Regions from separate parts of the Homo sapiens genome. Here region 2 is linked to region 1. A link is a contact called in ENCODE Hi-C or POLR2A ChIA-PET data. All regions are on one chromosome and are shown on one strand. Each heading gives the region's core, a stretch centred on a gene start or an enhancer-like site at or near the end of the contact. The rest is flanking DNA. Distances are from core to core; before and after follow the strand shown. Region 1 holds the start of SPDYA (speedy/RINGO cell cycle regulator family member A). Region 2 has its middle 100 kb from the start of PPP1CB-DT.

Region 1 (7,330 bases), core at 1,774-4,273:
AGAAGAGCCGGGCGCAGTGGCTCATGCCTGTAATCCCAGCACTTTGGGAGGCTGAGGTGGGCGGATCACCTGAGGTCAGGAGTTTGAGACCAGCCTGACCGACATGGTGAAACCCCGTCTCTACTAAAAATACAAAAATTAGCTGGGCATGGTGGCAGGCGCCTGTAGTCCCAGCTACTGGGGAGGCTGAGACAGGAGAATTGCTTGAACCCGGGAGGCGGAGGTTGCAGTGAGCCGAGATCATGCCACTGCACTCCAGCCTGGGCAACAGAGCAAGACTCCGTCTCAAAAAAAAAAAAAAAATCTAGATAGAAGAAACTAAAGAGTACTCAGGATTCTCAAATTCTAGTATGGAGTTATCAGTGGTATAGTACCGTGGCTAAGAATTCTGCTTCAAATTTGAGTGTTGGGGCTAGACTTGGGTGGAATGTACCAGAACACAAAATAACTGTGGCACATATTCCAGAAGATAAGTTTTACTCAATGCTAAGTAACCTAAAATAGTGCTTTTATATTAAAACAACCATGGATATATCATAAAATATAATGCAAATTTTCTATCAATCAAAAAGGTAAAATATATCCACAGTAGGCGTCTTTACACTATTCCTCTAAACCCTTATGTATGTGTTGGGATATTTCCCATACAATTTCAGAAAACTGAATGAGAAGAAAATGTCTGAAATTCCCCAAGTGGAGCTTCATTGTCTTTAATAAGCAAACACTGGCAGAAAAGGTACATACAACAAGCTGAAGGAGAGAAGCTATCAATGCTAGTCTTGGTCAATTTCTACCTAAGGGTATCTTTTAATTTTGCTCTTCACTTAGATATACTAAGAGAATGAGAGTTCTTATAGAGCAAGCAAGAGGAAAGGAACGAAAACCAAATTAAAAATATGAGCCATTTTAGGAACTGCAAGAGATAGGGAAAGAAGGAGAAGTAGGAGAAACTGTGCTCATCAGGTAAAATCCTTTAATTTTTTTTTTTTTTTTTTTTTTGAGACGGAGTTTCGCTCTTGTCGCCCAGGCTGGAGTGCAATGGCTCGATCTCGGCTCACTGCAACCTCCGCCTCCTGGGTTCAAGCGATTCTCCAGCCTCAGCCTCCTGAGTAGTTGGGATTACAGGAGCCTGCCACCACGCCCCGCTAATTTTCGTATTTTCAGTAGAGATGGGGTTTCGCCATGTTGGCCAGGCTGGTCTCCAACTCCTGACCTGAGGTGATCGGCCCGCCTCGGCCTCCCAAAGCGCTGGGATTACAGGCGTGAGACACCATGCTCGGCCTCCTTCAGTGAATTTTTATATGGACTCCATGAACATTAAAAAAATCATACCAGGATTCATACTTGAATAGGATGTTTGGGATTTTCTTTCTTTCTTTCTTTCTTTTTTTTTTGGTAAGTAAATCACAAAAATTCTAGAGGCATCTGAAATAACCTCTTCTCTGGGGGGTGATATAAAGGGTGGTGGTTCCCAGCCATAATATGAAACAAGCAGAAGTTGTCTGGGGATTCATTTGCCTATATGAAAAACCTAATAGCAATATCCATTGGCAACTCAGTCAGGACAGGCAAGTAAGCCTTAACTTCCTTATGAATGCAGTCACACACAGAGAATATGTGCCAGACACTGATGAATGTGTTACATGCATTATCTCATTTAATTCTCAAAACATCTCTGTGTGGTAGGTATTATTTTATCCTTATTTTCTAGATAAGAAATTTGAGGCTTAAAGAAGTTAAGAAATTTCCCAAAGGCTCATAGTAAGTGATAAAGCTAGAATTTGAATGCAGAACTGACATCAAAGTCCCATATTCTTTAACCAGTAAATCAGTTTTAAATATTAAATAAAATCATGTGTAAAACACTTGACACATAGTAAGCACTCCAGTATTACTTATCGTCACCTTGCCAAGAAAACAAAACCAGCTAACCCCAGCTATAAGGCGATCTCGGATCACTGCCACCTCTGCCTCCCGGGTTCAAGCGATTCTCCCGCCTCAGCCTCCCGAGGAGCTGGGATTACAGGCGCCCGCCACCATGCCAGGATACTTTTTTTTTAAGTTATTTTTTGTAGAGACGGGTTTTAGCTCACTGCAACCTCCGCTTCCAGGGTTCAAGCGATTCTCCCGCCTCAGCCTCCCAAGTAGCTGGGATTACAAGTGCGCACCACCATGCCCGGTTAATTTTTTTTTTCATTATTTTTTTGTAGAGACGGGGTTTTCGCTGTGGGCTGCTCTCGAATCCTGGCCTCAAGGATTCGCCCAACTCGGCATAAGGCTTTTTAAAAGATTGAGGCTAGGGGCCCTCCAGTCCTACTGGATGTCATGTAAGAGAATCTTCGTGAATTCTGAGAAATGAGCTACGGGCCTGGTACTGAGACACAGCAGCTCAGATCTCAAAATTCTGGGGCAGACGATCTTGGGGACAAAAAGAGGTGTTTAATGGGACATAAGGAGGTAGGATTTATCAAAAAGACCCCCCAAATCTCCATTCCTCCCACAATAAAGGCGGCAGGCACACGTGGAGACGGGAGCGCCTGCCCAGGGCCCTCCCTCCGAGCAGACGGCCGAGCTTCGGGAGCAGCCTCCGGTATCGGCCCTGCCCGTCCTTCCCCTGGAACCTTCACCCGCTACGCCGCCGGGCGGAGGGCGGCCAAAGCCCCAACCTGCGCGGCCACTGCCTCCCTCGCCAGGTCCCTCAGCCCAGAGCCCGCTGCGGGGAGCGCGTGTGTCGTCGCCGCGAAGGCAGCTGAGGGCGCCCACGGGAGGCGGCGTGAGGACGAGGCTGGAGCGCTGCCTTCTCATCTAAGGCGGGCGGTGGGGTCGCCGGCGAGCGAACCCAGGGACCGGGCACACTCGAAACTGGAGATTCGCCTGCGAGGCCCCTTCCCGGGGGCGAGCACAGGTACCTGCGGAAGCCCGGGGCTGCGCGGGAGAGGGCCGGGCAACGGCGGTCAAGGCTCCGTCGCAGCGCTCCTGGCCTCAGACGGTTGCTCGTCGGTCGCTAGCCAGCAGCGGTACCCGCTCTAAGGTCTCCCGCCAACCCGGAGCGAGGGAGCGCGAGGCCGGCAGGGGCCAATCAGCGCGCACAGCCGGCCGAGGGGGCGGGGCCTGCCTGGGAGTGCGCGCCGGCGAACCCCGCCCCTCCCTGCCCCCCGCCCGCCCGAGCCTCGGCCGCGGGCCTCCCTCCTCCGTTATCCCGCCTGCCCGCGCAAAACTCACACAACCCTCTTCATTCGACCTACCTCCCTTGGGCACGTCTCGCAGTCAGGCTTGCGTTGGGGCCGTTTACTTCCCTTCGATTAGACAACCAGGCCCCCGGGGCTGGGGCTGCGGCCTCCCCTCCCCGCCCGGCACACGCGGGCACAGCGTGGTTACCCTGGTTACTCAAAAGGAAGAGGCCGCTTGAACTGAGAAAAGCACAACGTGTGAATACGGTGGCTTCTTGTGAGAAGGGGCCATTCTATTGTAACTGTGAATCTGCAGCAGTAATCTTTTTGGCTTTGTCCTAGCCTTTGACTACGTGGGTGCTTAATACATGCATGTTGAATGAACAAATAAAAAGAATTCTAAACAGCTTTTTGATCCCATCCTTTCCTTATGTCCCTCCTAAGGTATAACCGGCTTTTTCTTTCTTTTTGAGACTGAGTCCCGCTCTGTCGCCCAGGCTGGAGCAGTGGCACGATCTCGGCTCACTGCATACCTCTGCCTCCCGGGTTCAAGCAGTTCTCCCGCCTCAGCCTCCTAAGTAGCTGGGACCACAGGTGCCGCCACGCCCGCCTAATTTTTAAACATGCCTTGTAGAGCAGAGTCCTATGTGGCCCAGGCTGGCCTTGAACTGAACTCAGGCAATCCTCCCACTGGGATTACAATCCTAAGCCACCACACCCAGTGTAAATCTTTTTTTTTTTTTTTTGGTCTCCATATCACGGCTTTTTTCATGTTGCTAGTCTTTCGAAACGTTTTCAATGACTGCATAATATTCCAGAGTGGATGGACCATTTAAGTCATTTCAATATTTGGATTGCTTCCAGATTTTTTGGCTAATACAATGATTACTCTTAAAAGGCAACCTGGCTCTGCCTACTTGTGGTACTTCCAGCAAATAGCTCCTCAATCAGCAGTTCTGAAGAACGAGTTAATTCCTTCCTTCTTGTGCTTCCACACACAGCACAATAATGACAAATTCACCTACAAGTACGAGGAGGGGGCCAACTGGGAACTTATTTTTCCTTACACATGCCCTTGACTCTTTCTCCCTGGCCTATAAATGGGAGAATGGGCCAAGAAGCATCAACTGGTTGTGAAAATCTTGAGGAAAATGGCTGCTTCAAGCTTCATTCCTCTAGCTTTTCCCTAAGGATCCTTCCTGACTTCTCTCTGCTCTTCCCCTTGTTTTTGCAAGGTACCGGTGTTGTGATGATTAATTTCCAGCCTCGAGTATAAAATATTTACTGAACAATTAATGTCCGCTACATGAAAAACACAGAGGCATGGCAAGTACCACAATGATGAAGACAACATGGCCTTACCTTTCTAGAGCTTCCAAGCTAGACAGATATGGACACAACTAAAATACAAGGCACAGTGAGTTGTGCCATGAAGGAAATGCAAGTGGCTGTATAACGCACAAAGTACAGTTATGAGAAGGTTCTTTAGGATCCCAAAATCTTTACAAAGGAAACATGTAAAATTTGCATATAAAAGCCAGCAAATACACATAAATATTCATTAAGCTATCAGGGAAGCAGCTTATTGCTTAAGTTTTGACTTCAAGTAAAGGGTTACTACCAACTAAGCCTTCTTGAGTGTTCTCATTCCTGAGTTTGTTTTGTTTTTTAAACTATGTTGGTGTGTGGAGAAAAGTGAATATACTTTAGAATCATATACACTTGGTTTGAATTCAGGTACTACCATTTTACTAGCTGTATGAACGTGGTCAAATCATTTAACCCTGGCACCTCTCATTAAATGTAAAAGTAGGGTGATACCACCTACTCTGTAAAAGCGTCTGGGGCGAATTTGATAGCGAGCAAACTAGCAGTGCACTGGTCCACAGTAGGTGTTGTTAGCTTCCTTCTTGCCTCTTTTCATTTGACCTGGGATTGGATGAGAACTCAAAACACTTAACTGAACAATTTATTCCTTTGTCTCTAGGCATGGCTTTTCCCCACTAAAAAAGCATTGATTGTCCATAACTTGATCATCTCCTGCACTGTGTCCTGCAGTGCCTCCAGGTTGTCCCCATTCTAATTTCCTAACTCTCCTTTCCTAAATGTATCTCCTATTATCCAGTAAGAATGAGAGAAACACTCATACTTGTTTTGAACTTTCCCACTTCTTTGACCTTGCATATTACTGTAGTGTGCTCTCTTCATCACTCTCATTTAAAATTTCTGTCTGGTATCCAGCCTTTGAGACCCAGCTTAAATTAATCAGCTCATCATCATTTGAGTGCTTAGTAAGTGCAGGCTGTGTGCCATGCTTGAATTCCTGTAGCATTTTCTGAAATTATCATTTATGTAATCTTATTAACCAGCTTTTTAAAATAAAAATGTTTGTGTATACAGATACAATTATATATGAATCGGATCATATACATACTTTAAAAATGTACAAAACAATACATGTAGCATATATGGAGGCTGAGACATAATAAAAACTTGTGAAGCCACCGCCTACCAAAACACATGAACCTAACATCCAAGAGACAGGACATCAACAATACTGTTGAGATTCTGTATGCTCCTCCTTCTCCCATTATGATCCCCAGGAGGCGACTGTTTCCCATTCTCTTTTCTTTGCGTATCCTAAAACACAAGTTTTATTTGTGAACTATTCAACCTCAGTATTCCTCATAGATTTAGCCATGCTAATGCATAACACTGTGAATCATTTTCATTGTTGCTTTCTGTTCTAGAAATATACCATAATATACCAATGCTCCTGTCAATGGGCATTTGGGTCATTTTTTTGGGCATTTGGATCCTTTTGCTACTGTGAATGCCATGGGGAACGCCTCTGCAAGGCCATATTGTTTACAGCTGGTTCAAGTTCCGATTAACTGGTGGTCTGATTGGTGAATGTCTACGACTTAAAATCAAGTATTTTGACTACTTTGCTTGTTAATGCACCATGGTGCACTTTTTCCATAAATGCTTTAAAGTGAAATTGATGGGTTGTAGGGCATGCACATGTTCAGTTTTAAAAGGTTATAAATGCTAAATTCATTTTCCAAGCAGTGTTACCAATTTTAAGAGTTCCCATTAGTTTACATCTTGTCAACTTATTTTCAGGTTTTCTGTGACTAGATGATTTTTTTTTTTTTTTTTTTTTGAGACGGAGTCTCGTTCTGTCACCCAGGCAGGAGTGCAGTGGCGCGATATCGGCTCACTGCAAGCCCCGCCTCCCGGGTTCACGCCATTCTACCTCAGCCTCCCGAGTAGCTGGGACTACAGGTGCCCGCCACCACACCCGGCTAATTTTTTGTATTTTTAGTAGAAACGAGGTTTCACCGTGTTAGTCAGGATGGTCTCCATCTCCTGACCTTGTGATCCGCCCGCCTCGGCCTCCCTAAGTGCTGGTATTACAGGCATGAGCCACCGTGCCCAGCCGACTTAACACAGAAGACAGCTCTGGATTTTCTTTTCAGCACCCTTTTCTAGTAAATGGTTCTACCTAACCTGCTAAACCACTTGAAAGCAGGGATAGTTGCTATGTTCATGCAATATCCCTTCCCTCTCTTACTTGATGGAGTTGTAAGGGTCTTTGAGACAAATTGGGCCAAATTTCTTTCGTGTAATTCTGCACTGAGACCACGTATTCAGCCTGGGTGACTGTTCTTTTAAGTTAAAGAGATTAAAAGCTCTGAGAAGTATCAAAAATAGAACAATTGGCCGGGCACGGTGGCTCATGCCTGTAATCTCAGCACACTTTGGGAGGCCGAAGTGGGTGGATCACCTGAGATCAGGTGAAACCCCGTCTCTACTAAAAATGCAAAAATTAGCCGGGCGCAGTGGCACGCTCCTGTTATCCCAGCTACTCGAGAGGCTGAGGTGGGAGACCTGCTTGGACCCAGGAGGTGGAGGCTGCAGTGAGCCAAGATGGCGCCACTGCACTCCAGCCTGGATGACAGAGCAAGACCCCGTCTCAGAAAACAAAACAAAAGCAACAACAAAAGAAATAGAACAATCATTCTAACAACATAACTGTATTAAATTTCTGTCTAGAATAGTTTTCTCCACTGTATCAGACTTTTTTGTTCCTTACTGAAAAGATAGTTGATCTTTCTCCATACTGCCTATGACATACTTGTGCTAGATGAGGCAAC
Region 2 (7,330 bases), core at 2,167-4,666, 160 kb after region 1:
ATGATAAATATTTACAGATTTTCTTCTGCCTCTTTTTTTTTTTTGGTTTCTTACTAGCAAAGAGCCACGTGCCATAAATGACTAAAATAAAACAAGGGAACTCACACAACAACGAAAAGAATAGGTAATTCTCTGCACATACAGTTGGAAGATGGATAGAAAACATTGCTAAGAGTTAGAACAAATTATGAAGACTTGGGCAACTGGGTACAATATAGATTTTTTAAAAAAACACGTCTTAGCCTATTTATGAGATTGTTTCAGTTATGAAATATACATAGTTGCTGTGTGTGTATATGTACCATAGAAAGAAAAATGTACCAGTGAAGATATTCTCAACAGAAAATTACTTCTTTAGTAAAAATAATGTTTTGGAAAGAACCGTGGACGTGTCCTTACTAATAAGTTACTGCTTTGACTAGAATAAAAAGATTACTGGGTAAAAATACATACAATAGTACCATAAATGAAATTCTTTCACTGTATCACTTCCTGGTGACTTGTGGCAGCAAATCCAGAAGTACACAATCTGTGATAGTATACCATCAATGTGCTATTTGTTATAAATGCAAGACTTACAAGTATAGAGTTCTTGTTTGGTAATGAGATGGAGAGTCACCATAAAAGTATGTTGGTAATGTGCTTAACAGCTGTCAAGCTTGAAGGTGAATTCTGCATTTTAAATCAATAGACAACTATTCAAACTTGCTGAACTGTTCTGTGATGACAATTGGTTGTCAGTAATATATTACCTAACGTTTTAGAAAAAATAAACTGACTGCATAGTAAAAGGAGAGGAAATAATTGTTTTTTGAAAGAAACATGCAGTGTGGGACGTGGTAATTTCTTTAAAAGGTCAGGGGAAAGTTGACTTTTGAAAATGAATGTTTGGAAATGTTGCCACTATTAAGTGATGCTATAGCTAAAAATGAGCTCCAAGTATATCATGTCTCGTATCTATGTACATTAAAAAAGTCTGGAAGTAGACTTTTTAAACTCTCTCTAAAAATTTCAAAATCAAGAGTATCAGTGGGGTTTGAACTCATTTGCAAAAAATGGAACAGCTTCTCTTCCAGAGAAAGAATACAAATAAAAAAAAACCCACCCCCAAAATATAACTATTAAAATAAATTAAATAAAAAGAACACCTTTCAATTATGTTGCCATCCTCCTTAAAAATGATTGACATAAGCCAGGCGTGGTGGCTCATGCCTGTAATCCTAACACTTTGGGAGGCTGAGGCAGGTGGATCACGAGGTCAGGAGTTTGAGACCAGCCTGGCTAGTATGGTGACACCTTGTCACTACTAAAAATACAAAAAATTAGCCGGGTGTGGTGGTGTGTGCCTGTAATCCCAGGTACTTGGGAGGCTGAGGCAGGAGAATCGCTTGAACCCAGGAGGCAGAGGTTGCAGTGAGCAGAGGTTGCACCACTGCACTCCAGCCTGGGTGACAGAGCAAGACTCCGTCTTGGCGGAGGGGAAAAAAGATTGACATCAGGGAGAAGGGTAGTTTATTGGTGACATTTTAACAGAAATCTTTCTATAGTTGAATGAGAATCATTATTCATTTAATACAACCAACAAGAGGCATCTTCCATTTGGAGTTACCCATCTTTGTAAGGAACCTCACAAGTAGAACTAATCTTACAAGTAAAACTAACGATGTTTTAAATCAAGATTTTAAAAATAGTGAAACATTCAGTCAAAATACTTGCCCTTAACATATTACTGTTTTAGCAAGAGCAAAATGCTTACTTCATCTTAATCTTGTTCTTTACAAATTTTTAATTGATGACTGTTTTGTCATTTATATAGTATGTAAATTATATGTGTATGTAGTAATACCTATATACAGTGAACCCTCCATATTTATGGGTTCTGCATCTGTAGATTCAATCAGTCTTGAATTGAAAATATTTGGAAAAGAAATTGTGTCTGTACTGAACATGAAGAGACTTTTTCCTTGTCATTATTTTCTAAACAATACAGTATAACAACATTTACATAACATATTGTATTGGGTATTATAAGTAATCTAGAGGTGATTTAAAGTATATAGGAGGCCAGGTGCAGTGGCTCATACCTGTAATCCTAGCACTTTGGGAGGCTGAGGCAGGTGTTTCACTTGAGGTCAGGAGTTCGAGACCAGCCTGGCCAACATGGTTAAACCCATCTCTACTAAAACTACAAAAATTAGCCAGGTGTGGTGCTGTGCGCCTGTAATCCCAGTAAATCCCAGCTACTCAGGAGGCTGAGGCAGGAGAATTGGTTGAACCTGGGAGCTGAGGTTGTGCCATTGCACTCTAGCCTAGGCGACAAGAGTGAAGACTCCATCTCAAAAAAGAAAAAAAAGTATACAGGATGATGTGCATAGGTTATATGCAAATACTATGCTATTTTACATCAGGGACTTGAGCAGCTGTGAATTTTGGTACCCACAGAGGATCCTAGAATGAATCCCCATGGGTATGGAGGGACAACTGTGTCTAAAACTTATAAATAAGTCTCTATGTTGATGTGCATGTGCTAATATTTTTTGTGGGTGCAGGTACATTGTCAAAGTGGTGATCCCTGCAGCAGACTGTGAAAGCTTGGAGGCAGTTCCGTGCCTTCCTCATCCAGGTTTCCTCATGGCCTGCACGGGACACATCAGGAGGCTCAGCCGTGTTGGCTGAGTGGCTGACGGAAGGAATGGAGATGTATAGGGGAAAAGGTATTCCTGGCATAGGAACAACAGAAATATCAATTTGGGGTGGGGGAAATACTGAATAAATCATTTGGCAGAACAACAAAAGCAATCAAAAATATGAAAATGGAAGAGGCATGTATGACTAACGCTAATAATATCTAAACTTATTGAGGGCTGATTATGAGTCAGGCAGTGCTCTGGGCTCTACACTCATGACCACCCCAAATTCTCGCACCAGCCTTGTGAGGTAGAAATCAGCCTTAGGATGCCAGTGGGGTTGATTTCACAGGCACCTGTGGTGCATTCTGGAAGGAAGGCTGCCCTGGGGACAATTTGGGAAATTGTGTTTGTCTCCCTAGGGGATTTCAGACCCAAAGAGAATCCTGATCATGTGCCCTGCTGTGTAAAATGAGTTGCAGAATTAGAACCGGAAAAGAAAGGTCGTAATTGAGCCTCCATATATAATGACGTTATCATCGATCCTCTGGTCACAGGAAACATGCTCTGAGCAGTTTTCCCAGCAAGTGGAAAAAACCAAGTTGCCCTGCAGGCATCCTGGCCTCTGCCATGGGGCCATACCACCTTCCTCTCTAGGTGGTTGAGACCTCTTGGCCTCCTCCCTTTTTCTGCCCACAGAGAGAGGACAGAGGTGCTGTCATGGCCTGTCACTCCAGCTTTTGAAGAGCACAGAGAATCAAAGGGTTTAGGCAGGGCCAGCGTTGTGGGTGTGTGACCCATGAGTCACACAGGGACTCATATTCAGAAGGGCCTCATGCTTGGTTTAATGCTCTGCTGTTGCTGTCTTAAAATTAATCATTTTTCAACAAGGGGCCCTATATTTTAACTTCGCACTAGACCCCACAAATTCCACCACCGGTCCTCGGTCTGGGTCAGGATGGGGTAGTCCTGACAGGGGCTGGCTTGGGGGACTTGCTTCAGCTGGTAGCAGACCTCAGGCCCATTGCCACGTTTGAAATCAAGTCTAGAAATGAATTTAACCTCAGACCAGACTGAATATTTGTGTTACAAAGTCCCCTGGCAGAAGTGGCAGAGAAGGCATTTGCCTCCCAGGGTGATTTGGGGCTTGGGGGGTGGTTGGGAGCCTGCCCTTCCTGTCTTCCTGGATGCTGAGATGTTCCTGAAGTTGAGGGCCCACCCAAGATGCTCGCACTTGGAGGCTGTACCATCAGGTGCTTTCATTGGCTTTTTGGGACATTAGTGAAGACAGACAACTCAGAATAGAATTTTTAACAATGCTCAAAAGAGCAGTCAAAGGCAGGCTGTGTGGGTGCTGTGCCCACCCTGGAGTGTGGGATCCACAGTTGCAGCCTTAGTTGTTCCACTCAACAGAGGGACCTCCCTGTAGGCAGTAGCATAAGGCCAATACTTTTCTTCCAGGCTTTGGATGAAAATATCTGGAGAACCAGGGTGGGTGATGTGTGGTGGAGCATGGTGGGGAGGGGCGGGGGTTGGCAGGTCTAATGGACACACTTCCAGCCCAGGCTTGCACACGAGGAATGAGAATAACCACAGCTTCACTTATCAAGCACCTGCTCTATGCCAGACCCTTTCACACACTTTCTCATTTAATCCACAGACAGCCTTTTATCCCATTTTGTTACAGTTGAAGAAATAGGGTCATTCCTAACTACTCAGGATTAGAATCCTTTTCTCACTCCCATCTTATCCCCTACTCCCTGGGGAGTGCGGATTCTTCAGTCATTGAGGTTGATTGTATTTCAGATCTTAATTGATCATAAAAATAAAATTCAAATGACTAAAACATGGGAATATTTAGGGGATTCCTTAATTTCCTCTCCTTTTCATCCTCCTCACTTCCTTTTCTGTGTCTACTCCCCTGAGCACTGTTTGAAATTGTTCTGACAGCAGCATACTTCTTGCTGGGTGACGTAGCCAGGGTCCAATAGTAGTAGACTCTAGGCCTCTCCAAGACAGCAGACAGGCCCTTGCTATGTCACAGTGCCAGTTGCCAGAACAGTGGATTGAGCTTAGAGTGACTTGTTCAGTGTCTTCTGAGCATTGCACGAAGATGGGAGTGGTGGTAGTGGAACAATTGAGTGTCATGCTTTTGCTAAGCCCTGGCAAGCTGAAATGCTTTTGCTAATAGACACAAAACTGGATAATGTGCTATAGGGGCATAAAACCATAACCTTGAGGTTATCTTTTTTGCCGGTCAGAAATCCACAAGTCAACATAATTTCGTAGCGTTAAGCTCTAATTAAATAGTAATAAATGACAAAGTCAAACATAGGTACGGTCTAGATAACTAAATATTTCTTAGAATATTGTTAAATAACATTGACAGGACATGTGGTCACTTATTTCTAAGTTTGAGGTACATTTTCTTAATGATATAGTCGCCCCTCCTTATCCACGATTTTGCTTTCTGTGGTTTCAGTTCCTCAAGGTCAGAAAGTCAATAGTAGCCTAACCTCATTCCCCTCACTTCATCTCATCCCGTAGTCATGGTACCATCTCACACCAACATCAAAACAAGAAGGGTGAGTAGGCAAGACAGACCACATTCACATAATTTTTATTGTATATCATAATTCTTTTATTGTTGTTCATCTCACTTTAAGTTACAAATTAAACCTTATCATAGGTATGAATGTATAGGAAAAAGCATAGTATATATAGGGTTCACCACTATCCATGGTTTCAGGCATCCACTGAGCCACGGGATTCTTAGAATGTATCCCCTAATAGGCCAGCCATGGTGGCCTGTTACACCTATAATCCCAGCACTTTGGGACGCGAAGGCTGGTGGATCACCTGAACTCAGGAGTTCAAAACCAGCTTGGGCAGCATGTTGAAACCCTGTCTCTACAAAAAATAGAAAAATTAGCCAGGCGTGGTGGTGTGCGCCTGTAGTCTCAACTCCTTGGGAGGCTGAGGCAGGAGGATCGCTTGAGCCTGGGAGGTGGAGACTACAGTGAACTGAGATTGTGCCACTGCGCTCCAGCCTGGGCAACAGAGCGAGACTCTGTCTCAAAAAAGAAAAAACAAAAGAATGTATCACCCACTAATAAGCGGGGGAACCACTGTACTGTACTTTGCTTATCTTACAAGTTTGTGGTATGGATCAAATGAGAACATATTAAAATGTTTTGTAAACTGTAAGGTGCCAAGTATATTTTAATTATTGCGATTATTTTACAAAGCCCCTGAATCATATTGTATTGGAATTAATACTGATATAGAAAGGAGAGAGAGAGAGAGAGCTAATTATTGAATACCTATTTTTTGAGTATTGTTTTTATCTCATTTAATTCTTACAAAAAGACTGAAAAGATACAGGACATGCTTCATTTTCTCTGTAAGGATTATAATAGCACCTACTTCAAGGGGCTATTGTGAGAATTAATAAAAAATACAGACTTACTGCTAAAAACAGTACCGGGTATACAGTAAACACACAAATGTTGGTTCACTAAGGGCCCAGCCTGCTATTTGAACACATTTACTGAAGTTTATTTTTCTCTAATAACAATGTATTTCATTTCTGGAAGTTTTATCTGGTTCTTAGTTCTTTCACAAATCTGCCTTTATTTTTAAAAAATAACATGGTGTTCTTGCCTCATGTTTTAAATTCCTTTTGTCTTTTATCTTTCTAAACATACATAGTCTTTTTTTCAGTGCTGCTGTTATATAAAATATGTGGATCTAATCTTGCTAGTTGTTACATTTGATTCTCACAGGGATTGTTTTTCCTAATTAAATGATTTATTAGCTGCTAGAACAAGGGTATTCAATCTTTTGGCTTTTCTGGGACACATTGGAAGAATTGTCTTGGGCCACACATAAAATACACTAACACTAAACTAACTAACACTAAAGATAGGGGATGAGCTAAAAAAGAAAATCACACACACACACACACACACAAATCTCATAATGTTTTAAGAAAATTTACAAATTTGTGTTGGGTGGCATTCAAAACCATCCTGGGACGCATGCGGGCTGTGGGTTGGACAAGCTTGTGCTATAATGTCACACATACACTAGCAAAAGAAATCTTAGTCCCCATAATGTTTTAAATCATAGATTATTGCTGGGCACGGTGGATCACCCCTGTAATCCTAGCACTTTGGAAGGCCAAGGTGGGCGGATCACCTGAGGTGAGGAGTTTGAGACCAGCCTGGCCAACATGGCAAAACGCTGTATCTACTAAAAATAGAAAAATTAGCTGGGCAAGGTGGCGCATGCCTGTAATCCCAGCTACTCAGGAGGCTGAGGCAGGAGAATCGCTTGAACCCGGGAGGCAGAGGTTGCGGTGAGCCGAGATCGTACCACTGCACTCCAGTCTGGGCTACAGAGCGAGACTCCATCTCAAAAAAAAAAAAAAAAAATCATAGATTATTAACTAGAGATAGTTGAGTTTTTCAGACCAGTTGAAAGCAGAGGAACAATGGTGCCATCAGACATTCTAGATCTTTATTTTATACCACATTTATTTGCAATTTGGCCCAATTCACTGCTGGAACCAGTGGCGGTTTTATTTTTCTGGGTTACCCCCCCTACTCTGGGCTCCAGTATTCATTTGGACAAATGTCGCATTATGTAATCAAAGTATAACTCTGGGCCAGTTACTTCTTCCCTGAGTCTTGGTTTCCTTC

Evidence for each region. Hi-C counts contacts between places; a loop is a spot of excess contacts on that map. ChIA-PET counts read pairs that join two places held with the same protein, here RNA polymerase II (POLR2A). Pooled maps may share reads with other maps.
Region 2: a loop to region 1 is called in a pooled map, with 2.1 times the contacts of the local background. The contact joins the enhancer-like site here to the promoter of SPDYA in region 1. A Hi-C loop is called at or near these places in 3 of 50 pooled maps. POLR2A ChIA-PET finds 5 or more read pairs at or near these places in 2 of 52 experiments (Caco-2 and WTC11).

Annotation. Positions count from the first base shown.
Region 1 is chr2:28,806,527-28,813,856 of GRCh38, reverse strand. It overlaps SPDYA (speedy/RINGO cell cycle regulator family member A), which reads right to left and starts at 3,023. Exons shown (of 8, transcript NM_182756.4): 1 at 2,910-3,023. RefSeq lists silencers at 2,993-3,242, 3,273-3,422.
Region 2 is chr2:28,645,702-28,653,031 of GRCh38, reverse strand. No RefSeq gene overlaps it. Among named protein-coding and RNA genes, the nearest start is that of PPP1CB-DT, 100 kb to the left of the region's middle. Within about 2 kb of position 3,416, at least 12 of the 41 ENCODE cell types and tissues checked have a DNase peak (open chromatin) inside an H3K27ac peak, as active enhancers do.